Regions from separate parts of the Homo sapiens genome. Here region 1 is linked to region 2. A link is a loop called in an ENCODE intact Hi-C map of the cell type or tissue named here. Cell type or tissue: heart left ventricle. All regions are shown on one strand.

Region 1 (8,000 bases), 100 kb after region 2:
CCTTTGGGAGGCCGAGGCGGGCGGATCACGAGGTCAGGAGATCGAGACCATCCTGGCTAACACAGCGAAACCATGTCTCTACCAAAAATACAAAAAAAAAAAAAAAAAAAAAATTAGCCGGGCGCAGTGGCAGGCACCTGTAGTCCCAGCTACTCAGGAGGCTGAGGCAGGAGAATGGCGTGAACCCGGGAGGCAGAGCTTGCAGTGAGCCGAGATCTCACCACTGCACTTCAGCCTGGGTGACAGAGCGAGACTCTGTCTCAAAAAAAAAAAAAAAAAAGAACAAGAAATGAAATTACCAATATTAATGCCAACATCACCTCATTAGCAAAATAAGACTTCCAAATTAGTTGAAAGTGGTTGAAAACAATTTGCTTTTCTAAAATGTATAAATATATATCATTTGTATTTATGTAGTGAAAATTATTCTTTTTGGGAAAAGTGAAAATGAGTAAATTTTCCAATGCTTTATCTGTCTATAGAAGACATGCACACATATTAATAATCATCTTTCAGGGTCAGGCGCAGTGGCTCATGCCTGTAATCCCAGCACTTTGGGATGTTGAGGTGGGAGGATCACTTGAGGTCAGGAGTTCGAGACCAGCCTGGACAATGGGGTGAAACCCCGTCCACTAAAACTACAAAAATTAGTCCAGTGTTGTGGTGCATGCCTATAGTACCAGCTACTCAGGAGGCTGAGGCATGAGAATCATTTGAACCTGGGAGGCAGAGGTCGCAGTGAGCTGAGATCTTACCATTACACTCCAGCCTGGATGACAGAGCAAGACTCCATCTCAAAAAAAAAAAAAAAAAAAAGGCCAGGCACGGTGGTTCACGCCTGTAATCCCAGCACTTTGGGAGGCCAAGGCTGGAGGATCATGAGGTCAGGAGTTCGAGACCAGCCTGACCAAGTCTCTACTAAAAATACAAAAATTAGCTGGACGTGGTGGCACACGCCTGTAATCACAGCTACTCAGGAGGGTAAAGCAGGAGAATCGCTTGAACCTGGGAGGCGGAGGTTGCAGTGAGCCGAGATTACGCCAGTGGACTCCAACCTGAGTGACAGAGCAAGACTCCATCTCAAAACAAAAATAATAATCAAATAATAAATAAATAAATAAAGCTTCAATGAACATCCTGGTAGTCAAACCTTGCACATTTCCTTAATTTTTGCTTTAGGATCATAATTGCTAATTTAATCTGCTTTACATGTTTCTTAATAACAAGGAAATGATTTCATATGCCCTCAAGGACTGAATAGTTTTCAGAATTTGGAAGAGCAATTTGATAAAAATAGAAAATATTAACAATCATACCAGCTTAATTACCAGCTACAACAATTCAAGGAAGAACTGTCCAGTGGCTTAGGACAACATTTTCCTGGCTACATTAGTTTTGTTTAGAAACTGTTCACCATCAAGCAAACAATGTGGTTTTGGAACAATTTTTAGATGTTTTTATTGCTTGGCTTAAAATACGTAATTAAGCCATTTGAGTCTTTAAAAAAGTACAACTGAATAAGAATGAAATGAGCTCCTTTAATTTTACTATTTTCACCTGTTTAAATAATGCAAACATTTAAACAGAAGTAGTGTTTGTCTAAGAGCACATTCCAGGGAAACCAATAATGGGAGCTCTAATGAGGGCAAAGAAAGGACATAAGGAAGTTTCTGAAGCAGAGCTGGCTATTTGAGTTATTAGGACCACAGAAAAACTCCCAGCTGAAATCTGGAAATTAGGAAGGGTACCACATCCTCAACATTTATATCAGTTTTGCTTTGTTTCTTCTGCTAGTGTCTTGCCTGTCAACCAGAATCTAAACCTGGTTTGCCAGAGGCAAATCTCAAGCCAATTCTCTACCCCTTATTCCAGTCTTCTTTCTTTTTCAGAGACTGAGTCTTCTCATCACAACCCCTATCATTAGGTGTTTTTTTGTTTTGTTTTGTTTTGTTTTGTTTTGTTTTGTTTTTTGAGACGGAGTCTCTCTCTTGTTGCCCAGGCTGGAGTGCAATGGCACAATCTCGGCTCATGGCAAGCTCCACCTCCCGGGTTCAAGTGATTATCTTGCCTCAGCCTCCCAAGTAGCTGGGATTACAGGCATGCACCATCAAGCCTGGCTAATTTTATATTTTTTAGTAGAGACAGGGTTTCTCCATGTTGGCCAGGCTGGTCTCGAACTCCCGACCTCAGGTGATCTGCCCGCCTCAGCCTCCCAAAGTGCTGGGATTACAGGCATGAGCCACCACGCCCGGGCACCAATAGGTGACTTCTAATGGATCTCCCAGTCATGATCACTACATTGAGTGACTTACAAATTAGGTCTCTACCTAAAATAATATTAATAGCTATCATTTTTATATATATGTACTACACACTACACTAAAATCTTTAATTATTAGGATTTATTCTCCCAGTCACCCTGGGTTGCTATAATCTGCAAGTAACATAAACCTGACGCAAATTCACTTAAACAATAAGAAATTGTATTGGCTCAGCTGGGCATGGTGGCTCACGCCTGTAATCCCAGTACTTTGGAAGGCTGAGGCAAGCAGATCACCTGAGGTCGTGAGTTTGAGACCAGCCTGACCAACATGGAGAAACTCCGTCTCTACTAAAAATACAAAATTAGCCAGGCGTGGTGGCCCATGCCTGTAATCCCAGCTATTCGGGAGGCTGAGGCAGAAGAAATCGCTTGAACCTGGGAGGCGGAGGCTGCAGTGAGCCAAGATTGTGCCATTGCACTCCAGCCTAGGCAACAAGAGTGAAACTCCATCTCAAAAAAAAAAAAGAAAGAAATTATATTGGCCCAAATAACAGGAAGTGCCATAATATTGCGCTATTGACTTCAGGTATGATTTGATCAGGGTTCTCTCTCCATTTCCCTGAAATTCTGCCCAATTATATACATCAGCTTTGTTCTCAAGTTGGTTTGTTCTTGGTGGGGTGGAATGGGTACTGGTAGCAGTTGGCAATATTTCTGTGTTTTTTGATATATGAAGTAAAAAAGAGACCATGGTTTCCCTTAGAAGAGCAAGAGCAAGGGAAAACTTACCTACTTACCTAGCAGCACCCCCATTAAGCCCTTTTTTTTTTTTTTTTTTTTTTGAGACAGAGTTTCGTTCTTGTTGCCCAGGCTGGAGGTTAATGGCATGATGTTGGCTCACTGCCACCTCCGCCTCCTGAGTTCGTGATTCTCCTCTCTCAGCCTCCCGAGTAGCTGGGATTACGGGCATGCGCCACCATGCCTGTCTAATTTTGTATTTTTAGTAGAGATGGGGTTTCTCCATGTTGATCAGGCTGGTCTCGAGCTCCTGACCTCAGGTCATCTGCCTGCATCAGCCTCCCAAAGTGCTGGGATTATAGGCGTGAGCTTCCATGTCGGGTCCATTAAGTCCTTTTTATTAGCCAGCTCAGGTTGACATAACAAAATACAGAAATTTATTTTCTTACAGTTCTGGAGGCTGGAAGTCCAAGAGCAGGGTGCCACCCTGGTAAGGTGAGGTGAGGACTCTCTTTCTGGCTTGGAAATGGCCATCTTCTCATTGTGTCCTCACATGGCAGAGAGGGAGAGAGCAAGCAAGTTCTCTGGTGTCTCTTTTCACAAGGACATTAATCCCATCATGAAGGCCCCACCCTCATGACCTCTTCCAAACCTAATTTCCTCCCAAAGGCTCTGTCTTCGGATACCATCACACTGGGAGTTAGAGCTTCAACATAGGAATTTTGGGACGACAGAGTTCGGTCCATTGTATTCTTCTGCATATTTCATTAGCCATCCCTGGGCCAATCATTAGCAAGGAGAATGGGATTATCATGATGGCTTTAGATGGATCAACTGAGGTGGAAAGGATTTGGGGGAGTCAACCACAAAGTCTAATATAAAGTAGGTATATTTCATAATTTAGGAAACTGAATCTGAAAGATGTTGAGTGACCAGCTGAATGTCATACATATAATAAGTGGGAAAGCCAAGATCTAAACTCAACTGACTCTAAAGCTCTTATATGACATGACACTAGCATTTCTTATTTTCCTTTCTAGTTTGCAGGTTATCTGTACCTTCTAGTTTTAGCCTATATTCTCTTTTGATATCAGAAACCTTGCCCTTGCCCTTTCAACCTCAATGGGTACAACCTAGGACCCTGAGCTCCATGCCCTATCTTTGGCTCCACGCATAGAGGGCCAAGCTCAAACATAAATAGTTCCCCACAACTCTTTGCACTGCTATTTAAGGCCTTTCACAAACTACTCCTTCCTTAACTTTCTAGGTGGAATGCCACCCTTTCACTTTCCTGAAATTTCTACTCCTATCAAATAGGGCTATTTGGAGAACTCCAAATATACCTTCCATTATTAGACTTAGCTGAGCTTGTTCAACCTGACTGGAAGCCTCTGGTTTCCTTTCTTTTTCTTCCCCCAACTCCCCCGCTTCAGAAAAAACAGAAACTTTGAAGTAACATACATATGGGTCTGAACCTCTATGCTTTTTACTGGCTGGGTGACCTAGGAAAAGTTGCTTAAACTCTCAGCGTCTCAGTTCCCTCCTTTGTAGACTATGGATACCAATGCCTATTTCATAGGATTGTTCTAAGAAATAATAATCCATATGTGAAAATGTTTGGCAAATAGTAAGTACTTAATAAATGGGAAGTCCTTCAAGACCTAATGTCCCGGCTGGGCATGGTGGCTTACACCTGTAATCCCAGCACTTTGGGAGGCTGAGGCGGGTGGATCACCTGAGCTCAGGGGTTCAAGACCAGCTTGACCAACATGGTGAAACCCGTCTCTATTAAAAATATAAAAATTAGCTGGGTGTGGTGGCACGCACCTGTAAGTCCAGCTACTCTGGAGGCTGAGGCAGGAGAATCGCTTGAGTCCGGGAGGCAGAGGTTGCAGTGAGCCAAGGTCATGCCACTGCACTCCAGCCTGGGTGAGAGAGTGAGACTCTGTCTAGAAAAAAAAAGACTTGATGTCCCGTTTCCTGTGAAATATTTTTTTATCTTCCTAATCTGAAGCGGTTACACTTTCTCTTTGAACTCTCATAAACATTACAGCTAACACAACTGGTTTGACTATTAACCAGGCATGAGTTTTTGATAACTCTTCTGTTGCTCTCTTGGACTACTATTTAAATCTTTTATAATTATTTAACTTTCCAATTAGTTTATAAGCAACTTGCAACCTCTGCATGATGTAGCAGACTGTCTTGTCCATATATTTGGAAAGAACACCCTGTGCAAAACATTCTCTTCTTCAGGGATAAATAGTAGTGATTCTCAATGATGAGTCTGATAACAGAAACACCAATATAGGAAGACTATCTCCCCCTGCATTTTGGAGGATCGCGGGTGCCATTGTTAATAAGGACAAAGACCGTCATTGCTTTCTGCATAGGATATGGGTAGTACTGTCTCTGAGATTTCTAGTAACTACAAGGATAGCCTGCTTTTCCTATCCAAGGTGGGCCATAGTTCCCACCTGGATTCTTTCTTGACCCAGTTTATAAAGCTGGCTTTTGCCTTGGTTCCTGTTGCAAAGTTGTTTTTCTGGGATTCTTCCAAGTATTCCATGCGGAAAATGACATATAATTTATCGTCCTAAGTAGGAGCCCGTTGAGGACAAAAAAGCATGTTATTTATCATTATATCAAGACAGCAGGTTCATACGGTACTGCCAGGCCCACTCTCCATACTTCTTCTGGCTTGAGAGCTTTGCCTTGCATTTGCCTACTCTCTCCTTGGGGCCTGAGAGCCTGTCCCCAAAACCCAGGCTGGTTGGTGAATGGAAGTCACCACCAAGCCACAGATGTGCCAGACACTAATGGCCTTACCTGAGGACATTGTTCTTTGCTCTCCTGGCTGGACTTCCATTGTCAGTTGAGTCAGACTCTCCCGCCCCCTTCCTATGTGAGCCAGGGCCAAGTCCCAAAATTAGTGCCTGTTTTACTCTGAGAAAATAGTCACACTTCCTGCAATAGGGCAAGCGCTGCTGTTAATCCAATCATCTGGTTAAAGTACAAGTAGTTCTCAAAAAAGGGCACATAGGCACAGGGTGTTTTGCACTTATAGGGCTCTGTTGTTACACCTTGCTGTAATCTACAGCACTCCCAGCCTTGCACGAAGTAGGTCATTGGGTCAGAATGCTGGGGAGTTCCAGCACATTGTAGTGCTGCCTTGGCTGTGATTCCAGCTGCCTTCCTCCCATCCCGTCTTTTCTCTTGAGGGTCTTTTCAGTCTCTTGGCCAACTCACGGACTTGGGTTTCTCTGACTCCTACTTTTAGGCACTTGCCACAAAAATACTTTCCAAAACATCTCTGCCTGTCATTATAATTTCTCCCTTATTTAAAAACACTAGCTGGGAGCAGTGGCTCATGTCTGTAATCCCAGTAGTTTGGGAGGCCAAGGTGGGCAGATCACCTGAGGTCAGGAGTTCAAGACCAGCCTGGCCAACATGGTGAAACCCTGTCTCTACTAAAAATACAAAAAATAGCCAGATGTGGTGGCAGGCACCTGTAATGCCAGCTACTGGGGAGGTTGAGGCAGGAGAATGGCTTGAGGCTGGGGAGGCTGGGAGGCAGAGGTTGCAGCGAGCTAAGATTGCACCCTGCACTCCAGCCTGGGCAACTGAGTGAGACTCCGTCTCAAAAACAAAACAAAACAAAACAAAACAAAACAAAACAAAACAAACAAACAAAAAAACTTCCCTGGAGTGAGTTCAATCGCCTTTTCCTGGTCTGTACATTTCTCTGGTGACCTCCCCATTTCTGGAAACTCAAGTAAATTCAATTCAACAAGCATTTATTGAGGCCTACTTTGTACACAGTATTATACTAGGTGCTGGTGATACCAAGAAGAATAAGACATAGTCCTGGCCTTCAAAACACTCAAAACCTTGAGATAGGCTGGGCACGGTGTCTCCTGCCTATAATCCCAGCACCTTGGGAGGCCGAGGAGGGCAGATCACCTGAGGTCAGGAGTTCGAGACCAGCCTGACCAACATGGAGAAACCCCATCTCTACTAAAAAGAAAATACAAAAAATTAGCTGGGCATGGTGGCGCATGCCTGTAATTGCAGCTACTCGGGAGGCTGAGGCAGGAGAATCACTTGAACCTAGGAGGCGGAGGTTGCGGTGAGCCGAGATTGCGCCATTGCACTCCAGCCTGGGCAGCAAGAGCAAAACTCCATCTCAAAAAAAAAAAAAGAAAATATTAGCCGGGCATGGTGGCACACACCTGTAGTCCCAGCTACTCGGCAGGCTGAGGCAGGAGAATCACCTCAACTCGGGAGGCGGAGGTTGCAGTGAGCCGAGATCGCACCACTGCACTGCAGCCTGGGCAATAGAGTGAGACTCCATCTCAAAAAAAAGAAAAAGTACGTAATATTTTATGAAACCTTTGTCTTAGTTTTACCTTTAGAAGTATGTGTGAACTGGTTTATGATATGAAATCACAGTTTAAAAACAAAAAAAAGAACAACCATTGGGGAAGTATAGTCCCTTGGAAAATAAGTCCTCAAAATCAAAGTAGGGAGTGTACGGGTCAAAAAAGTTTGGAAAGTCTACGAACCAATTTGCCTTTTTGAGATTCAAAACTCATATTAGTTTGTTAAAGGCCTTATAAAGTCTCACCGTGAAGAAATCTGTGTAACTCCACTTTTTCCAATGATTGGCTGCAGAACTTTTTGCTGTATTCCAAGGATTACATCTATTCACATGCCCCAGTACAGATGTCGAGAGAAGCCACTATCATCTGTGCCATCACAGTCTCTGAATTCTACTGGCAAATTATAATCTCTGAGAGAGCTAATTTTTGTCCCTGAGTTTTAACTACTGCAGTCTAACCCAGATTGTTAGCAAGAGGGGACAATGGTGCATGTGTGTAGAGAAGTATAGACCATTGACAGTAAGGAAATAACAGCACCTGTGGATTTGCTCAGTTTTAGTCTGGTGTTTAGAATTAAATTGCTCCACTATGTCTTGCTTTTGCTCTCTCATTTAAAT
Region 2 (8,000 bases):
AAACCACCTTTCCCCCCCAGAATGAAGCCCCTACTTTGTTTCTTCTCCTACAGTCTCTTGGATTAGAAGGAATGGACTTTTCCCCTTGCCACTTCTTGCTGATTGGGTGCTCTAAAACTCTCCAGTCAAGACCAGGCGTGGTGGATCATGCTCCTAATCCCAGCACTCTGGGAGGCCGAGGCAGGCAGATCACTTGAGGTCAGGAGTTCGTGACCAGCCTGGACAACATGGCGAAACCTGTCTCTACTAAAATACAAAAATTAACCGGGCATGGTATGCATGCCTATAGTCCCAGCTACTCCAGAGGCTGAGGCAGAAGAGTGGCTTGAACCCAGGAGGCAGAAGTTGCAGTGAGCTGAGATGGCACCACTGCTCTCCAGCCTGGGTGACAGAGCGGGACTCTGTCTCAAAAAATAAAAAATCAAAATAAGTAAATAAAACTCTCCAGTCAAGTTCGATGGATCTTGATATGCAAAAGAGAAAAATAAAATAATTTAGAATACTGATTTCTTGACAAGGCCTGGCTTTATCTTACTACAAACCTTCAAAATCCTGTTTTGCTGGTAAAAGTGATTGCCTTTGAAGAAGTGAACTGGGAAGCTGGAGGATGGAACAGGAGAGAGGCTCATGTTTCACTCTCTACCCTTTGGTATCTTTGTAAATTGCTACCATGTGCAGTGTTGACACTCAGCTGGTTTGTACCAGTACCATTTTCCTAGTCTTTTTCAGCCTTGTCCATCCTGACTGGTGAGTAGTCTGTCCTGAATGACCAGTGCCAATTTGGTTCCAGTTGCTAAATATTTTTATTTTAGCAAATATTAGCTAAATATTACTCTTGACTATGTACATACACAACTGTTCCATGAAAGGGCTATATATGCAAAGTGACTCTCAAATGCAGAAGAAGCCAAAAATCCAAAGAAGAGGCAAACAAATCCAGTTTGCTGGTAGCAGGTGATTTACTGGGGAACTTGTGGATGGAAGTGTGGTCTTGGGCAGCAGCAAGACAGGTGGATCTTCGTATTGTTATCCTGCAGACCATAAGGAAAGGGTATACATAATGTGCAGGAAAATTAAAGTTCACCCCTGAGGGAAAGACAAGAATACTATGTGCATTACAGCCTATAATTTGCTTAAGGGCAGGATTTATGATTAAGACCATGCTCTTTTTACACAAGGAATCATAAAGAAGAACTCTTAGGGGCATTCCTGGAACTGGGGTTAATCAGAAGTCAACCTAGCATGTTAACATCCATGATGGAGTTCTTTAACCTCCACAATAACCAATTGTGTAGGGAAAACTCTAACCATATTTTACCTTTACTCTCACGCACCACAACAATCAACACAGAAGAAGACTTCTGTGAACAAATATGTGGGGGGTTTTCCCCATGCACCAAGCAGCAGACAGCAAATGGGTGTCCTCTAATTCAGTTCCTACCTACCCAGAGACAGTGTCAGATCCCACAGGTTGGGGGCCCAGTTCCCAAGACTGGCTTCCATACCCCCAGACACCACTTACAAGTCCGGGCCTCCAGAACTTCCGACCAACCAGCTTCAAGTTGCGGTTCCCATAGCCCACTCTTTGGGTTTCATTAATTTGCTGGAGCAGTGCACAGAACTCAGAGAAACATGATTACTGGTGTATTATAAAGGATATTGCTCCAGCAAATTAATGAAACCGAAAGAGTGGGCTCTGGGAACCGCAACTTGAAGCTGAAGCAGCACACAGAACTCAGAGAAACACGATTACTGGTATATTATAAAGGATATTGCAAAAGATACAGATGACGAGACGCATAGGGTAAGGTATGGGGGAAGAGGTGCAGAGCTTCCAAGCCTTCCCTAGATTGGCCGTTTCCTCTTACCAGTGGTTTAAGCATGAGTGTGTATGTGACTCAGTTATGACCAAAAGGCTGTGAAGGGAATTATTATGAGGGGCATCAGCAAGCACTTTTCTTTGATGATCAAAGACAAGGCCAGGCATGGTGGCTCATTCCTGTAATTCCAGCACTTTGGGAGGCTGAGGTACAAGGATAGCTTGAGGTCAGGAATTTGAGACCAGCCTGGACAACATAGTGGGACCCTGTCTCTACAAAAACATTTTAGAGGCCAGGCATGGTGGCTCATACCTGAAATCCCAACACTTTGGGAGGCCGAGGCAGGCAGATCACCTGAGGTCGGGAGTTCGAGACCAGCCTGACCAACACGGAGAAACCTGCCTCTACTAAAAATACAAAATTAGCTGGGTGTGGTGGCAGGAGCCTGTAATCCCAGCTACTTAGGAGGCTGAGGCAGGAGAATCACTTGAACCTGGGAGGCAGAGGTTGCGATGCGCTGAGATCATGCCATTGCACTCCAGCCTGGGCAACAAGAGCAAAACTCCATCTTAAAAAAAAAAAATTAGAAATTAGCATGGTGTGGTGGCTCACACGTGTAATCCCAGCTACTCGGGAGACTGAGTTAGGAAGACTGGTTGAGCCTGGGAGGTCAAGGCTGCAGTGAGCCATGATCACTCCACTGCACTCCAGCCTGAACAACAGAGAACCTGTCTCAGAAAAAAAAAAAAAAAACACAAATATCTAGGTGCAGTGGTGTGCACCTATAGTCCCAGCTATTCGAGAGGCTGAGGCAGGAGGATTGCTTGAGCCCAGGAGTCCTACCTAAGCAACACAGCAAGAGCTTGTCTCTTAAAAAAAAAAAAAAAAGACAAATCTACTCCCCCATCTAGATGTTTCTTTGTCTATATGTGCTACGTGGAACTACAAGCAGGATGAAACCATGTAAAGAGCCAGCCGTGAAAAGAAAAGCCAATGTGCTGAAGGTGGTAAAGCTGAAAGATGGAAAGAATATATAGGTTCTTGATATATTAATATTTGAATTATTCAATTACTCTAGTCAACCCTGAAACTGCCCTCCCTCCTATCTGTTAATCAAGATTAATTAAACACCTTCTAGTTTGAGCCATTCTCAGTGGGTTCTTTGGTTATTTGTAGTTGGAAGTATCTGACCTAGGCATTTGCCTTTCTGCATCTCTTTCCCTGTTCTGCCCTTGTTGTTCTGCTCTTTTTGTTGGAGCTGACTCTTATAAACTGTTTCCCAGTTTCCCTTACCAGCTGACTTCTGGCTATATTCAGCCAATACGAGGCACCAATGAGAGATCAGGAAGGAAGGAAGAACGAAACCAAGTTACTTCTCTCTCTCTTTTTTTTTTTTTTTTTTTTTTTTGATAAGTCGTTTCACTCTTGTTGCCCAACCTGGAGTACAATGGTGCAGTCTTGGCTCACTGCAACCTCCACCCCCAGGTTCAAGCGATTCTCCTGCCTCAGCCTCCCAAGTAGCTGAGATTACAGGCACCCGCCGCCACACCCGGCTAATTTTTTGTATTTTTAGTAGAAATGGGCTTTCACCATGTTGGTCAGGCTGGTCTCAAACTCCAGACCTCAGGTGATCCTCCCACCTTGGCCTCTTAAAGTGCTGGGATTACAGGTGTGAGCCCCCTCACCCAGCTTTCTCTCTCTCTCTCTCTCTCTCTCTCTCTCTCTCTCTCTCTCTGCTTCTGGCAGTGGTTTCATTTCTTCTGCGGTTTTGGCTTCTGTGAGGCTGCACTTTCTTTGGTCCTGCTTCCTGCTGGGCAGGCCCTTCCTTTTCTCAATGCCTTGTGTATTTGCTTCACTGTCAACTTGGCCTTTCTGCTCTTTTAATGTCTTTGTAATTAGTTTCCCATATTAATCATCCTCTACTGAACCACCCTTGCAAGCTCCGCTTTCCTGATTGGCCCCTGTCCCAGTTTCCTAGCTGAATCAACAGTTCAGAAGGAGAGGAGAGGCAAGTGACAAAGAAATGCCGCAAAGTGGTTCTTCCTTCCCAAAGACAAGGAACTGGGTTACTTTTCATTGTAAGCTTAAATTCTCTCCTCACACCTCTGCAAAGTAGCTGAAATGGAAGTTCAAAAGTGAGATTAAATTAACTATAGAAAATGAAGGAATTTATCTTTTGAATTCACCCCAGTTTGAGACAGTTACATTTCAACTTCTTCATAAATGTCATTATGAACATGAATTTTCATGACATTTAATTTCATATCATCCATATTTTATGTATTATTATACAGCTTCCATTTTTAACAATGTTCATATGAGTAGCCCCGGTGACCCTGTTTATCCTGTGGAATCTGGCCTCTATGTTACAGTTGATTAGGATAGAGGTGAATATAATCCCAGCTTGTGATAGCCACACTGTGTCTCCCAAAACTGTGGAACTGAGATTCTGATATTCTAGTCAGTCTCTATCAAATCCCTTAATTTGGAAGGCATGTTAACACAGGAGCTGTGGGGCAGCCACCTTCTCCCTTGCCCAAACACACAAATCAGTCAGTAGAAAGAGAGCAAACCAACAATGAAACAGATATTCGGAATGCAGCTAAAGTCACTTCACTGAATAAACTATGCTGTCCTAGGAGGCAGAGCCCTAGAGTAGACCAGTAATGATGAATAGATTTCAACAAATCAACTCACATTTCAACTTTTCTTTGACACTGTTCTTGTTTTTTTGTTTGTTTGTTTGTTTGTTTGGAGACATAGTCTTGCTCTATCCCACAGGCGGGAATGCAGTGGCACTATCTCGGCTCACTGCAACCTCCGTCTCCTGGGTTCAAGCGATTCCCCTGCCTCAGCCTCCCAAGTAGCTGCGATTACAGGCATGCGCCACCAAGCCTGGCTAATTTTTGTATTTTTGTAGAGATGGGGTTTCAGCAAGTCGGCTAGGCTGGTCTCAAACTCCTGACCTCAGGTGATCCACCTGCGTCGGCCTCCCAAAGTGCTGGGATTACAGGTGTAAGCCACCGCACCTGGTCAGTTGTTTTTTAATCTTTGAGAGAAACATTTAAATTTGAAGCTAAAAGATCTTTCTCCATTTCTCTCTCGCTCTTCTCTCCCTTTCTCCCTTTCTTTTTCTTACCTTTTCTCCCTCCCTCTTTCCTTTTTTTCCCTTTTTGTTTTTCCTTTACTCCACATTTTTTTTTTCGAGACAGGGTCTCGCCTCTGTTGCCCGGGCTGTAGTACAGTGGCACAATCATAGCTCACTGCAGCTTCAAACTCCCAGGCTCAGTCAATCCTCCTGCCTCTGCCTCCTGAGTAGTGAGAACCATAGGCACACACCACCACACTCAGCTAATTTTTGTAGAGATGGGGTTTGGCCATGTTACCCAGGCTGGTTTCAAACTTCTGAGCTCAAGCAATCTGCCTACCTAGGCCTCCCAAAGTGCTGGGATTACAGGCATGAGCCACCGCACCTGACCTACTCCACATTTATTAACATCCTCTGGGCATTGTTCTGCCCCGGCTTCCTCGCCAGGACAGAGGAAACTATAACAAGATTAGTTCCAGTATCACACTGGAGGCAAAAGCCTGACACCAATTTTAAAAAGCAAACAAAGCCTACATTTTAGGGAAACAGAAGAACCCTCCAGCCCACATATAAGCCCTTCTTTCTATACATGAAGTTCAATAATTCCAGCCTTACCCCTTAATATATAGGCATTTATTATTTTCTCGAAAGGAGGTAATCCAAAGTCCCTTCTAGCAGCAATGTCACAATGTCATGAGACCACTATTTTTCCAGTTCAGTATTGCCAAATGATTTACCTTTCCCTTTACTTGGGTCTTAATCTGGTCCAATTTTGAGATCTCATGATACTGCAACCTTAGACCAAATAAGAAATGTAATTCCTATCAACCACCTGTTATGTACCACAATGGAGAGCAAATACAACTACAATGAAAACTTCCATTTAGAACATGGAAAAAGGGGAAGAAACACAGGACATGTACCATCTGTTGCTGGACAGAATTAATAAAGTAAAGCAGAGAACCACAGCATCTCATGGGCATCATTTGGTTGACTTTGCAACAGTGAGAGCTCTATTGCCAACAAATCTAGCTTCTCTGATATTGCCTTCTGGGATCATTTCTATTGTCAAGGGAGCATCTGAAAGGACATTAGAGGAGACTACCCTGTTTGGGGAGAGAGGATGGGTATATCTCACAATTCACTTTTTGTTAAAGGTATTGGAGTCCACAAATGCCCTGAGGACCTTAGGGTCTCCAAGGAACTGGGACATTGGTTTCAATGAATCACAGTCCTGTTATACGAATTGTGTTTTTCCAGTGCTATAATTCTAATAAAAACTTAGTCACCTGTCCATCATTTTCATTATAGGGGAAATTCCTAAAAGCAAACACCAAAAATGTCAGGTCAGCAGGGCTGCTAAATTGAAGAGCCAAGGCTGGCCTACACACATAGAGTTTCCGTTCCTTAGCAGCAACTCTGGGGGCGATGTATATCCCAGTACACTCTGTTTGACAAACTTTATATCAGGACAGCGTGAAGACGACTACCTGGGCTGGCAGAGAGGTCTTCTCTATTCCCTAAAATATTGCCTGGTGATCTGAATTCACAGCATCCTGAATCTACGCTCCCAGGTTGCAGATCTCAAACTTGGCCCAAATAAACTCTCTACTTATATTTAAACATACATATAATATAAATACAAATATAATATATATGATGTGTGTCCATGTATATATATGTGTGTGTGTGTGTTTGTGTGTGTATATACATATACCAGTCCAATGTATTTTGTGCAGGTAGTGACATCTTATTTGATTTGCCAGGAGAGAAGCCAGTGTGAGGTTTTGTTTTCCTATTTGATTTGCCAGGAGGGAAGCCAGTGTAATGTACTGAATACCAGTCCAATGTATTTTGTACTGATAGTGACATCCTATTTGATTTGCCAGGAGGGAAGCCAGTGTGAGGTTCTCTAATGTAGCTCAGGGAGCCAAGATTCCCCAAACCCTCCATTCCATTCATTCCTTCCCACTCCGGTTGCCAGGATCTCAAACTTTCCCACTCAGCATTTCAAACTTACATACAGAAAAGGAAGTGAATCAAAGAACTTGACTCCTGTACCTCAGTCCATCAAATGATTACTTTCTTCATTTGGACCTCCACATTCTCAATTCCCAACTTCCTTTTTTCTACTCACATCCAGAAAAATCTCCATGGAAGAATGTAAATTTCTGGTTGTACCTTATTGAAAGTGCTCAGGAAAAATCAACACAATCTGATTTATCAGTCTGGGTCTAATCATGAGAGAGAAACCACACAATAATTTGAACAGAGAAAGTTTAATATTAAAAATTTTAAATTATAATAGATTTTATAGGTTGAATTGTATCCTTTTCTCTCCCCAATTCCTATGTTTAAGTTCTAACCCCAGTACCTTAGAATGTGACTCTTTTTGGAGGTATGGCTTTTAAAAAGTAATTAAGTTAAAATGGGGGTGATACTAACTATAACTTGTAACTCAGTAAATATCTAAGAGATGGTACAATCACTGCAAATGGTGGGGGAAACAAGCAAACAATGTTCTGTGCTTTAAGCTTCATCCAAAGTCTGGAGAGAGACCAGTGGGTGAAAAAAATAGCAACAGAGAGTAAAGTTGTTGTCTCTATATTTAAATACTTCATTTTTGAAACCCCAAGAGCTTTGCCAGTAAGATGACATTTCTTCTTTCCTAAATTTCACTGACAATTATAATTTCCTAAACTGGGTGTCATAGAACTATATATACACCATGGTATTTGCTTAAAATTTTTTGTTTGTTGTTTTTTTCTTTGTGTTTAAAAACACACAACATGAAATTTACCATTCTGACCTTTTTTTTTTTTTTTTTCAGATGTAGTCTCACTCTGTTGCCTAGGATGGAGTCCAGTGGCGAGATCTTGGCTCACTGCAACCTCTGCCTCCCGGATGCAAGCGATTCTCCTGCCTCAGCTTCCTGAGTAGCTGGGATTATAGGCTTACAGACCTGCGCCATCACACTCGGTTAATGATTGTATTTTTAGTAGACACGGGGTTTCACCATGTTGGGTCAGGCTAGTTTCAAACTCCTGACCTCGTGATCCGCCTGCCTCAGCCTCCCAAAGTGCTCGGATTAC

Evidence for each region. Hi-C counts contacts between places; a loop is a spot of excess contacts. Peaks named below come from ENCODE experiments on the same cell type or tissue, not always from the same donor. Only the 100,000 strongest peaks of a DNase experiment are listed, where the experiment ranks them.
Region 1: it touches region 2 in a loop (7-fold over the local background); 2 of 110 quality-filtered maps call a loop at or near these places.

Annotation. Positions count from the first base shown.
Region 1 is chr18:31,981,193-31,989,192 of GRCh38, reverse strand. No RefSeq gene overlaps it. Among named protein-coding and RNA genes, the nearest start is that of RNF125, 34 kb to the left of the region's middle. In heart left ventricle, no CTCF peak of the experiment used is centred here; no DNase peak of the experiment used is centred here; H3K27ac peaks cover 282 bases.
Region 2 is chr18:32,080,929-32,088,928 of GRCh38, reverse strand. It overlaps a transcript of RNF125 not described here. Among named protein-coding and RNA genes, the nearest start is that of RNF138, 6.9 kb to the left of the region's middle. RefSeq lists an enhancer at 3,548-3,677. In heart left ventricle, no CTCF peak of the experiment used is centred here; no DNase peak of the experiment used is centred here; H3K4me3 peaks cover 555 bases; H3K27ac peaks cover 1,735 bases.